Regions from separate parts of the Mus musculus genome. Here region 1 is linked to region 2. Evidence: chromatin contacts called from ENCODE Hi-C or POLR2A ChIA-PET data. All regions are on one chromosome and are shown on one strand. Each heading gives the region's core, a stretch centred on a gene start or an enhancer-like site at or near the end of the contact. The rest is flanking DNA. Distances are from core to core; before and after follow the strand shown. Region 1 holds the start of 1700095J12Rik (RIKEN cDNA 1700095J12 gene). Region 2 overlaps Ece1 (endothelin converting enzyme 1).

The links. A loop is a pair of places that touch in the nucleus more often than their neighbours do. ChIA-PET counts read pairs that join two places held with the same protein, here RNA polymerase II (POLR2A).
Region 1: a loop to region 2 is called in a map of mouse trophoblast stem cell, with 2.6 times the contacts of the local background. The contact joins the promoter of 1700095J12Rik here to the enhancer-like site in region 2. A Hi-C loop is called at or near these places in 1 of 37 maps with a recorded cell type or tissue (mouse trophoblast stem cell). POLR2A ChIA-PET finds 5 or more read pairs at or near these places in 1 of 5 experiments (embryonic stem cell).

Annotation. Positions count from the first base shown.
Region 1 is chr4:138,135,910-138,141,645 of GRCm38, forward strand. It overlaps 1700095J12Rik (RIKEN cDNA 1700095J12 gene), which reads right to left and starts at 2,609. Exons shown (of 2, transcript NR_126429.1): 1 at 1,987-2,609; 2 at 1,671-1,799. All of the region lies in intron 12 of Eif4g3 (eukaryotic translation initiation factor 4 gamma, 3), which reads left to right.
Region 2 is chr4:137,957,543-137,963,602 of GRCm38, forward strand. It overlaps Ece1 (endothelin converting enzyme 1), which reads left to right. Exons shown (of 19, transcript NM_001369179.1): 17 at 457-647; 18 at 4,101-4,196; 19 at 5,188-6,060. The coding sequence ends at 5,364. Among named protein-coding and RNA genes, the nearest start is that of Eif4g3, 33 kb to the right of the region's middle. Within about 2 kb of position 3,374, at least 1 of the 3 ENCODE cell types and tissues checked has a DNase peak (open chromatin) inside an H3K27ac peak, as active enhancers do.

The DNA of each region.
Region 1 (5,736 bases), core at 1,359-3,858, 180 kb after region 2:
AGAATCAATAGAGGAGATAGTTAACTGACATATTCCATAAGGGAAAAGCATAGCATATTTCATAGTCATAAAAGTAGGAAAAGGTCACTCTGCGTGTGTGTGTGTGTGTGTGTGTGTGCGCGCTCGTGCACGCGTGTCTGTCTGTCTAGGCAAGGTATCTCTGTAGCCTTGACTATCCTGGAACTTCTGCAGACCTCTAGCTCACAAACCCACCTTCCTTTGCCTTCAGAGTGCTGAGATTAAAGACATGCCTAGCCCCCTCACTTTCTGATATTTTTAGTCAATAATCTAATAAATACATTCTTGAACACCTGCAAGAATAGAAGTGCAAGAAGTCTCGTGTAAAATGGAATGTAAGCTTACCTTTTGGGAAGCTCAATTGGGCAGTATTTAGCAGAATGCATACATGAAAGGGATGAGGTGTGTTTAGCTTTGTTGGAGTGTTCAGAGGCCAGGAGAGAGCACCAAATCCCAGAGCTAGAGTTTCAGGCAGTTGTGGGATGCCTGGCCCAGTATTCGGGTGCTCCCTCCGTTCTGCAGGTTTGTGAGAGCAGGCACTCTTAACCTCCTGGGCCATAGCTCCGCCCCAGGAGGAGTTTCCTTAACAAATAAGGCAAAAGGGACACATCTGCCCAGCTAGCCTGTGCAGTGTACAGATGGGTGAGTGTGCCTGTCTGCTCTGATGATCCATAGGACTTTTGCAGACGAAGTTCACGGTGGTGGGGGTGGGGGTGGGGGGCTTAGTTGGGATGGGCATTAGTTACAATTGTTTGTTCTAGTTGACATTTGTGTCTTGGAACTCATTACTTGGTGCACAGACTTTTTCTTTTCATAAAAAGGAATGCTGTGTACATGTGTATATCATAAAGCATCTAATATCTGGGCATGCTGTTAGCGTGCATGAGTGCAGTGTTCTCCCAGCACGCCAAGTCGCTGAACATCACAACAGACAACTACATACATTTCAGTAAATGTTCTCAGCTGTCTCCTCATGTGATAGCAGCAGTCGACTGCCCAGATCATGGGCATATTTATTACCTCACAGAGAAGTAGCTCAGCAGTTAAGAGGGCTTGCTGCTTTTCCAGAAAATCCGAGTTTGGATCCCAAATAAGAAAGAAGCCCGGTACCCCACAAATGCCTGTAACTCCAGCTCCAGGGGACCAAACCATCTCTTCTGCTCTCTGCAGGCACTGCACACACATGGCACACACAGTATGCACATAAATAAAAAGCTGCTTTATTGTTCATCAATCCCTGCTTGCTGTTTTACAGGCATCTAGACCCCACCACCGTTCTCCTGCCTTCTCACCACAGTTCCTTGCCAGCCAGGCCCCTTCTCACATCTCCCTCAGTTCTCCTGCTTCCTCTACTTAAAAAGGCCTTTTTTTTTTTTTAATCCATTGGTGTTTTGCGTACGTATGTGAGTATGTGTGTGTGCATATTGGATTCCCTGGAAATGCCACGTGGGAACTCAGGTCCTCTATTAGAGTAGTAGCCAGGGCTCTTAACAACTGAACTGTGTCGTGTCTTCCCCCCCCCCCCCGCTCCCAACCCCAAAAGGCCTTTTGATTACATGGTGTCTAGTTTCCTATTCATCCAAAGATACTTCATTTTACCACATAATCAAGGGCACTTTGCCACACAAAGGTTTGAGTCATAGGGGTCAATGTCATATGAACATTTTGGGCGAAGATTTATTGTGCATAGCACACTGCAAAGGTGATATTAATATGGAAATTAAAACCACTAATTGAATATATTGTTAAAGTATCTTCATTCTGTTGGCCTCAGCATCCACCTTCAGAAACAATTAAAAGAAAAGTAAATTAAACTCAAATGATAGGGGAAATTACGCTAAGATTAGAAGTAAAATGTAAACTGAAGGCCGTTAGTGCAAGTACCAACCGAGCTCCCTCGGATGCCATCGTCCGACAGCCCTGTGAGCAGTAACGGTGAAGCAACGAGGGAAAACTCAGTGTGCTTACTTGGCTGCTTTTGGGAGAGCAGAAGTCCTGCCTTTCAGCCGAGTCCGGTAGCTTCTTCTCTCTGTCTTTCCCAGTGATCCATCATCCGTGCGTCGACGTCGTCGGCCTGGTTCTCTGGCCTGATTCTCGAGGCTCATTCATGGCTTCACTGTGTGTGTGGTTGATTTGGTTGGTGGTTTGGGGGGCTTGTTGGTTTTGTTTGGTTTTGGTAAGGTCTTACCTTGTAGCCCTGGTTGTCGTGGAATTTGCTGTGTTGACCAGGCCAGCCTAGAACTTGCAGCCAGCCATCTGCCTCTGCCCCTCGAGTACTGGAATCAAAGGTGCGCACCGTCGCCCCACAGACTCCATTGTAGTTCTCTTCTCTCAGCTTTTCCTTGTTTCCTAGAGAAATTGACAGCTTTTCTTTTCTAGATTCCTATGGGAATTTCTAAAGTGAAAAAACCAAAATGTCAAGGGTGTGTCCGCAGCCAAAAGGAACCCAGTCGAGGCCTGGGAATGTGAGGACGCTGGTATAGTGCCAACTGAAGGGCAGGGGCTGAGAAGAGACCTCATGTGAACAGAAGCCCTATGGGAAGAGGAGGGGGAAGCCCAGGTGTCTAGGGTGGGAACTCCCAGAGAATTCCATTACTGGAACATTCTACTCTGTTTATGTATAAGCCTGTGACAATGCCCTTGGTCCCACCTCAGCCGTGGTAAAGCACATAACACAGTTTTGTGTCACTTGTGTCCTGAGCCCTGGACTCTGTGCACACTGTCTTCAAACTGGAGGATCAGTCACAGAGTCCGCAGTGATTTGAAAGGAAGAGAAGGGGCCTCTTGTAATTCATACTTTCTCCGCTGGCAGCCGTACTCTCTTCATTCTCATTATCAGATTGTGGTGAAAAAGTAAAATCTCTTCACAATCTAAAAAAAATCCCAGAAATACAGAAAAGCAGCAAAAACAGTTTTATCATTGAACAAACGTAAGTGCTGGACCGAGTCCCTCGGGCAGCCTGGACTTGAGAGGGCCAAGTTGCCGAGAACTGCAGCCCTGCCTTCCACTCCAATTCTCGACTGAAAGGCAAGGACAGGCTCGGTGTCCTAGTGCCTCGAGCCCTCTGCTTGCGTCTATGGAAGGAGTGAATATGAATAAAAAATCAGTTTGACGTTGTGGCTCCTTATTTCATCCTGTGCCGATAGCAATTGGCTGGAATTACCGTCAGTGGTAACAGCAGTAGCGGCGGTTGGCTTTTTGCAACAAGCCTTTTCTGTGTAGTCCACCATGGCTTTGAATTCCCTGGGTCCACGCTGGTCTTAAACATGAAATTCTACTACCACAGCTTCCATGTGCCATACCCCTAAACTGTATTTCTTCTGTCTTCAGCCGTCTTGTCATGTTCCAACCTAGTTCATCTGAACTTCTGGAAGGTTCAGCAGCTGTCAGTTGCTTTTATTCTAATGAAAAGCAGAATCTGGGTCTTTATGACAGGCAGGCAGGTAGTTACTAGAGCCAGGCTCCTTCCTGCATGAAGAGTCCCATTGTGACAAGAGAGACGGTGGAGCTATGGAGGCAGCCTCTGGCTCTGAGTTACAGGGTTGATAAAAATACACCTCCCAGGGATGGAGATGTAGCATGGGTTCTCTAGGGCAGTGCAGACACGTGACTGCCTGTAGCTGTAGGCGGAGACTGTTGAGGTTCTAGGACCTGCCAGTCAGTGGCTTGGATAAACCCTGCCGGGCTTGTTGTGGGTGTGAAATTGCAAACCTGTTGGATTTTATAATACTTTGGACTTCCATAGGCTAGTCAAACATTTTATTCTGTTCTTACTTTTTACATTTTGCTTATTTTGTGTGAGTGTGCAACACGCTGTATGTGGCTGTCAGGGCATAGCTTGTGAGAGAATGTGTTCTTCCACCTTGTGGGACCTAAGAATTGAACTCTGGTGTAAACGTAAGTTTTTTTTTTTTTTTTTAAGATTTATTTATATGAGTACACTATAGCTGTCTTCAGACGCACCAGAAGAGGGCGTCAGATCTCATTACAGGTAGTTGTGAGCTACCATGTGTTTGCTGGGAATTGAACTCAGTACCTCTGGAAGAGCAGTCAGTGTTCTTAACTGCTGAGCCATCTCTCCAGGCCCATAAACGTAATTTTTATTAGCCTGATATAATTGTCCTCGCTGAGGCTTACTGCCTCCATTTGCTAACCTAGGCCTAGTCCCGGGAGCTTCTAGCCTCTGTACAATTTTATCCAGATCTAGAGTGGTCCAGCCTCGGACACTTCCTGCTGATAAGCTCACCCTTTCTACTTCTTTTTGATATCTGTTGACTGCTTAAACTCAGCTCTTGTGGCTCAAACTCCTCTGCAAGCTGACTGGTTCAATCTGGCTTCTCTCTCAGCCTCTGACTGAGTTGCTCTGCTTGACCTCATACTAACTTTGGCAATGTGATCTAATCTTCTGGCTCCTTCTCGTTTTCTGGTTTGGTCTGTCTTCACCCTGTCTCTGCACAACTGCCCTGACAAACTGCCTCCTTTCTCCTTTTTGCACCCTCCCTCAGATAGCTTCCCTTTCTTCTCTCATGAGAGTCGGGCAGATCCTATTCTGTCAAATCTTTCTCTGATTCATCACTTGTGTGTGCTGCTCAATTAGACATGGGTGCTTCTTTCTACAAAGTAACTTTCCCTTCATTGTTTGGGTGTATACTAAGGGCATCTGTATTCCAGCCAGAGGGATTAAAGGTGTGTGCTAAGGGCACCACAACTAGAAATAGTGCTTTTCAGTAACTAACACAACCTCACAGTGTGATCAGTCTTGCAACATTATAATCTTCAGATACCCCCAGAAGAGGGTGTCAGATCTCATTATGGATGGTTGTGAGCCACCATGTGGTTGCTGGTATTTGAACTCGGGACCTTTGGAAGAGCAGTCAGTGCTCTTAACCTCTGAGCCATCTCTTCAGCCCTGGTCATCTGCTTCTTAAATGGTCTTAATTGAATGGCTCGAATCCTTAGTTTTGTCCCATTAGCATTTTTATGGGTTTTTACTATTTAGTTTAAGTTTAAATTATGTTTTTAAGTTTTTAATTTTAAGTTTCAGTTATGTCTGTCATAGAGAAAAGTTACTTCCCCACCAATAGAATGTTAATATGAACTTTACAGTTTAACAACATTTAGTGGAGTGGATATGTAGGAAATTCAGTAGTTCGGTTTGCACAAGGGGGCTGGAGAGATGGCTCAGCGGTTAAGAGCACTGCTCTTTCAGAGGTCCTGAGTTCAATTCCCAGCAACCACATGGTGACTTACAACCATCTGTAATTAGATCTGATTCCCTCTTCTGGTGTCTGAAGAGAGCGACAGTGTACTCACATACATAAAACAGATCTTTTTTTTTTTTTTTAAAAGTTTGCACAAAAAGACTAGTACAGTAATGATTTAGATTCTTGTTTAAAATTCAGGTAAAAATAACCCAACTGTAACATAAACATGAAATATATATGTAGCTGTTATTTTAAATATTAAAATGAAAATTGGCCAAAATGTCTGTGATATTTCAGGCTAAGATGGCTTCCAGCTGTCTGTTCCAGCACAGCTGGCTACCATAGTATGATCTGCTCCAGTCCACTCTCCGCTCCTTTGAGCGGTTTGCCTCCCAGCTCTTGTCAGACAGTTGAGAAGTTCGTGCTGTGAAATGAAGTTGGTGGTGGGATTTCCTCCCAATTGGTTCTGACGCATTTGGAAGTGGAATTTGGACAAGTTTGGAGACGCTGCAG
Region 2 (6,060 bases), core at 2,124-4,623:
TCATTAGCTAACTACCAGAATCCCACGCATTGCCTCCTGCCTGGGGGATCCCATAGCCCAGAAGAAAAGGCTGGGTCCTACCTGTGGTCCTGGCATTGGCAGCCCTGGCTGGGAATCTATTCCTTGGGGTCAGGGCCCAGTATTAAAAGCCAGCCTGGGGCTGGAGAGATGCCTCAGCTGTTAAGAGCACTGACTGCTCTTCCAGAGGTCCTGAGTTCAAATCCCAGCAACCACATGGTGGCTCACAACCATCTGTAATGAGATCCGATGCCCTCTTCTGTCATGTTTGAAGACAGCTATAGTGTACTCGTGTACATAAAATAAATAAATCTCTTTTTAAAAAGGCCAGCCCTGGTCCTCTGTGCCCTTGAATTTTCCATGAGTCGCTCCCATCCACATACCCCAGAGGAGCATCAGTGGGTCCCTTGAGTGACCACTCTCCTCCGTCATCCACAGGTCGGGAGTACGACAAGGATGGGAACCTTCGACCCTGGTGGAAGAACTCGTCCGTGGAGGCGTTCAAGCAGCAGACGGAGTGCATGGTGCAGCAATACAGCAACTACAGCGTGAACGGGGAGCCCGTGAACGGTCGACACACCCTCGGGGAGAACATTGCCGACAACGGGGGACTCAAGGCGGCCTACCGGGTACGTCCACTCCTCATGGGCACTGTCCTGGGTCTGAGTCTGTTCAAGTGTCTCGTCGGCAGAGAGGATCGGGGCAGAAGCTCCACGCCCCTGGGCTTCTCAGGATGGAGTGGCTGAGTGCCGACTGAGAAAATAGTGAATTTAGGAGCTCAGCCCACAGAAGGCTTCCTGCTGGAAACCTGTCTTCCTGAGACACGGGAAGGATCGGGCCTGCTGCACAGCCTGGCCATTCCTTCCAGAAGTGGGGCTCTGGGTAGGAGGGGGCCTGTATTGGCCACTTTTTTCTTTTTTTTTCTTTCTTTCTTTCTTTCTTTCTTTTTTTTTTTTTTTTTTTTTTTTGGTTTTTTGGTTTTTGGAGACAGGGTTTCTCTGTATAGCCCTGGCTGTCCTGGAACTCACTCTGTAGACCAGGCTGGCCTCAAACTTAGAGATCTGCCTGCCTCTGCCTCCCAAGTGCTGGGATTAAAAGCGTGTGCCACCACGCCTGGCGGCCACTTTTTTCATTGTGAGAAAATACTTTGAGTTCTGGTTTGCAGCGGGGGATATAGTCTGTTTTTTTTTTTTTTTTTTTTTTTGGTGGGGGGAGCTGACTGGTCACATCCCCTCTGCAGACAGGACTTAGAAAACAAACAGGAAGTAGATTGGGCTGTAAGCCTGGAGGCCCGCCCCCAGTGACCCACTTCCTCCAGTGAGACGCTACCTCCTAAAGATTTTACAACCTTTCCAGAGAGCTGCACCATCTGGCAGCCAAGTGTTCAAACATGAACCAGTGGAGGACACTGCACATGTAGATCACAGCAGGGGCATTGATAGGGTTCTGGGTTCGAGTCCTGGGACTGGCATGATTCACCTGAGTTGTGTGACTGAAAACTGTTAACACCTGACTGGTAGGCCATTGGGAAGGTGAAACCAGGTGACTTGGACCCACAGGTGACCCAGAGAGGCACTCTTGAGATGTCAGTTAAGTTAAGTAGAAGAGAAAACAGACTGGGAAAAGGTGTAGACCTAGCAGAGGGCAATACAGAGGATCTTCCTAGCTGTGACCATAAGAATAGACACTCAGAAAAGCAGTGTTTACTGGGCCGTGCTGTGAGCAGACTCCAGGTCGCCAGCATTGCTCAAGAATTGGTGTTGGCATCTCATCTCCATTTTGCAGATACGGGAACTGAGTTCAGAAGTATATCAAAGTTGGCCTAGCCTCTGTCCGTCAGCAGGTATATATTGAGAGCCTTCTGCCCACCTGTGCTGTGTCTGAGGCCCAAGAGTGAAGCTGGCAGGTGGGAGCTGCTCTCACAGAGCCTGTGACATACACAGAGGCCGAGGTCAGGCAAGAAAAGCCTGGTGACAGAAGGGAGAGCCTGTCTGCTATTGATTGTGTGAAAGGCACTAAATGGGGCCAGCGATGGACTAAGGACCCAAGCCTGGCCTTCTGGAAGGGACAACATTTGAATTATGGCCTACCGGGGATCTCCGAGACCTTTTGACATTACAACATGATGTTATTGCCAACAAATGTCATGCTTGAGAACTGCACAGTTGGGGGCCAGAGGTGCTTTTAACTCAGCGCTTAAAAGCACTGGCTGATCTTCCAGAGGACCCAGGTTCAATTCCCAGCACCCACATGGCAGCTCACAGCTCCATTTCCAGAGGCTCTGACACCCTCAGACAGACAGGCATGCAGGCAAAATACCAATGCACATGAAATGTAAAAAAACAATAACAAACAAACAAACAAAAAACCCTGCACAATTAAGTTTCAAAAACAATCTGGGGCTGGAGAGATGGCTCAGCAGTTAAGAGCATTGGCTGTTTTTCCAAAGGTCCTGAGTTCAATTCTCAGCAACCATCTTGTGGCTCACAACCATCTGTAATGAGGTCTGGTGCCCTCTTCTGGTGAGCAGGTGTACATGCAGGCAGAACGTTGCATGCATAATAAGTACATCTTTAAAAACAAAACAAAACAATCTGGTTGCCGGTGAAACCCTACTGGTTGAGCCCTTGTCTGGCATGCATGAAGCCTGGGGTTTGATCCCTGGTACTCTGTAAAAACCAGGCCTGATGATGGTGAGCAAGACCAAGGACAGCCTGGGCTAGCTGAGACCTTGTCAAACACACACCCACACAGCCTCCTGTGTTAAGTGAGCGTATGGTTGTGTGTCAGGGGCTGCATCACTGCATCATTAACACCACAGGCTGCAGGTTGGACGTGCCTGAATTCTAAAAAGAGGCAGAAAAGCTGGGGGCATCGTCTCAGTACAAAGAAAAGCAAATGCAGAAGCCACGAGATGGATCCCAGCCTGGTACATTGAGGGACAGGAAGAAGTCGGGGGCAGAGTCGAATGAGGGTGCTGAGCTGGCAAGTAGCCCGGATGAGAGCTATACGAACTCGTGCAGCTGAGGCGGGGAGCTTCAGTTCTGCCCTGAAGACAGGGTTCTTAGCGGGGACAACAGGCTGGAGAGATGGCTCAGCAGTTAAGGGCAACAGCTGCTCTTCCAGAGGTCCTGGTTTGGTTCCCTGCACCCATGGGATGGCTCACAACCCCATGCATGCAGGCAAAATGCTCAGACACATAAAAGTAAATACATCTAAAAGAAATTTTGATAATTATTCTTAGAAGGTGGGTGGCAGGGAGCGGGGGGGGGGGTGGAGGAGCTGTGGCCGCAGCCTTCAAGCAGCATTCAGCCCTCCCACTGTTTCCATGGTTCCGAGGAACAAGGCCATGCCCGTCGTTCCTGTGTTATCTGTGGCTCCAGTTTAAACTATGAGCGGCTGAGTGGGTACAGCCGGGACCCCGCCCACAAAGCTGTGGAAGGTTTCCTGTCCCCAGCTCTCAAGGAAATCAGGCACAACCACCTGGGAAGGCTCACAGAGGCCTCCACTTGGGAAAGAATCGACTTGAGTCAGGGTAACCAGTCAGACAAGAGGTGCCTGGGCAGGGTGACGTGGTCGGATCTGGGAGGTTTGGTTTGATTGAAGGAATCAAAGACTGTAGAGTTCTATCTAGCCTTTGGGCTCAAGCAGCTGCGGGGAGAACAAGAGGGCTGTTGACTATGATGGGGAAGCTCTAAGTGTGTGTGTGTGTGTGTGTGTGTGTGTGTGTGTGTGTGTGTGTGTGTGTGTGTGTGTGTGTGGTGTGTGTAGGTGAGAATGGAGAGAGCTGAGAGCTGTCATCCCATTTGTGCCGTGTGGAGTTTGAGATGCATCTTGGGTATCTGGCTGGGAGCATTACGATAAACACATCTGGAAAGAGGCTGGAGCAGAAAGCATGCATTTGACAGCTGTCATGGTTGAGTGTGTGTTTTAGGCCATAGGGTTGAATTCATCCCCTTTTGAATGGGAACACAGAAGGAAGCCAACTCCCAGACATGCCCCTCTTCCCCTAAACCTCCTCCACGGTGGCGGCCCTCATCCGTGCGGTGTCATGTCTAAACTCTGCTGTTCTGTCCTCGCAGGCGTACCAGAACTGGGTAAAGAAGAACGGAGCTGAGCAGACGCTGCCCACCCTGGGTCTCACCAGCAACCAGCTCTTCTTCCTAGGATTTGCACAGGTGAGCTCACCGGGGGGAAAAGGCCGGTGTGGCCCATCATGGGGGTGTACAGGAACTTCAGAGCCAGAGGCACTTTCCTCTCACATGGCACCTTCCTAAGTCATCCGACTGCCTTTGGGACATCCCATCTCTCTATTAGTGGCTCTCAACCTGTGGGTCACAACTTGTGGTGTGTGGGAGGGTCAAATGACCCTTTCACAGGGTTCACCCAAGACTATCAGGAAACACAGTTACTTACATCATGATTCATGACAGTAGCAAAGTTAGAGTTATGAAGTAGCAATGAAAACAATTTTATGGTAGGGGGTCACCACACCATGAGGTGTTAAGGGTCTCCTCATTAGGAAGGGTGAGAACTACTGCCCTATACTGAGGTGAGATGCAAGGAAGGAAGGAAGGACTAAGCTTGGAATGAAGGATGCTGGAGAGAGATAGCTCAGTGGTTACTGCACTGCCGCACTTACAGAGGACCTGGTTTGGTTCCCAGCACCCCAATAGCGGCTCGCAGCCATCCATAACTCTGGTTTCCGGGAGGCCAGACACACTCTCCTGGCCTCCAAGGACACTGCTTGTGCCATCATGCCTGGTTCTAGAAGTTTCTGAAACTTGGTTGTCCTTGAATGTGCCTCCAGCCACAAGCCTTCTGTTGGTGCCTAGAATTATCAGGCAGTTAAGCAGGGTGTCCTTCCCAGCAAAGGAGAGTTCTGGATCAAAGCCGCCAAGGTGTCTGAGTAACGTTTGGCAGACTAATGAGCCAGGTGCAGGAGGGTCAGAGCCTTTGCTCTGGCTGGAGGGGCAAAGGGCAGAAACCCCTGCAGAGGGGGTGCCACCTGTAGGCGTATCTGCCCTCTGGCATCCTTATGTCACCCGCTCCTGGCTCACTGCGATGTCAGGCTCATTCTGCTATTGTAGTAAGGAGGCCAGTGCAGCAGCTTCAGCCCCCACAGTGACCCCAGCTTCCCCTCATTACCACCCCACCCACCACCCCTAGGTCTGGTGCTCTGTCCGCACACCTGAGAGCTCCCACGAAGGCCTCATCACGGATCCGCACAGCCCCTCTCGCTTCCGGGTCATCGGCTCGCTCTCCAACTCCAAGGAGTTCTCAGAACACTTTCGCTGCCCGCCTGGCTCTCCCATGAACCCTCATCACAAGTGCGAAGTCTGGTAAGGGCTAAAGCGCAGAGAGCACGGACAGAAAAAGGGAAGGAGCTGCAGCTAGCTCCCAGCGGAGCCATGTTGCCACCCTCCTCCCAGCCCCTCGGCCTAGGGCCCCTTCCCCACTCTGGAGAGTATGCAGCCATCCTAAGCCTAAGATGGATGGAGCCTCACCACTCGAAGCCAAGATTTGACCCCCTGTGAAGCTCCGGCATCCTGGACACCGGTGCGTGATGCTAGGCGGGCCTTTGGATGTGTCAAGCTGGTGGCTTGCCAGCCCTGGGCCTCACACTGACAATGGCAGTGGGACATGGCCCCCTGCCCACATCCAATGCCAGATACACCACAATACCACTGTGTCAAATGCTTTAAAGATATATTTTTGGGGAGACTATTTTTTAAGCATTATGGAATACACTGGAAATCTTCAGGGAAAATACATTTAAAACACTTTTTTTTTAAAAAAAGAAAAGAAAAGATTAGTATATTTATTATGTTCTCTTTTTTCTAAACAACCTGTGGACAAAGGAAACCCCACTAATTTACCCCCTGGGAACCCCAGGCTGTGGAGAAGGCTGCCAGTTTGAGCGAGCACTACTTTAGCCCATTGCTGGTGTAATTACTTCTATAGTCACCGGTGCAGTCAGGAGATGTAGGGGCCCAGGCAGAGGGGGTGAGCAGCTGAAGGGCCTGGTTATGGGCGTGACCT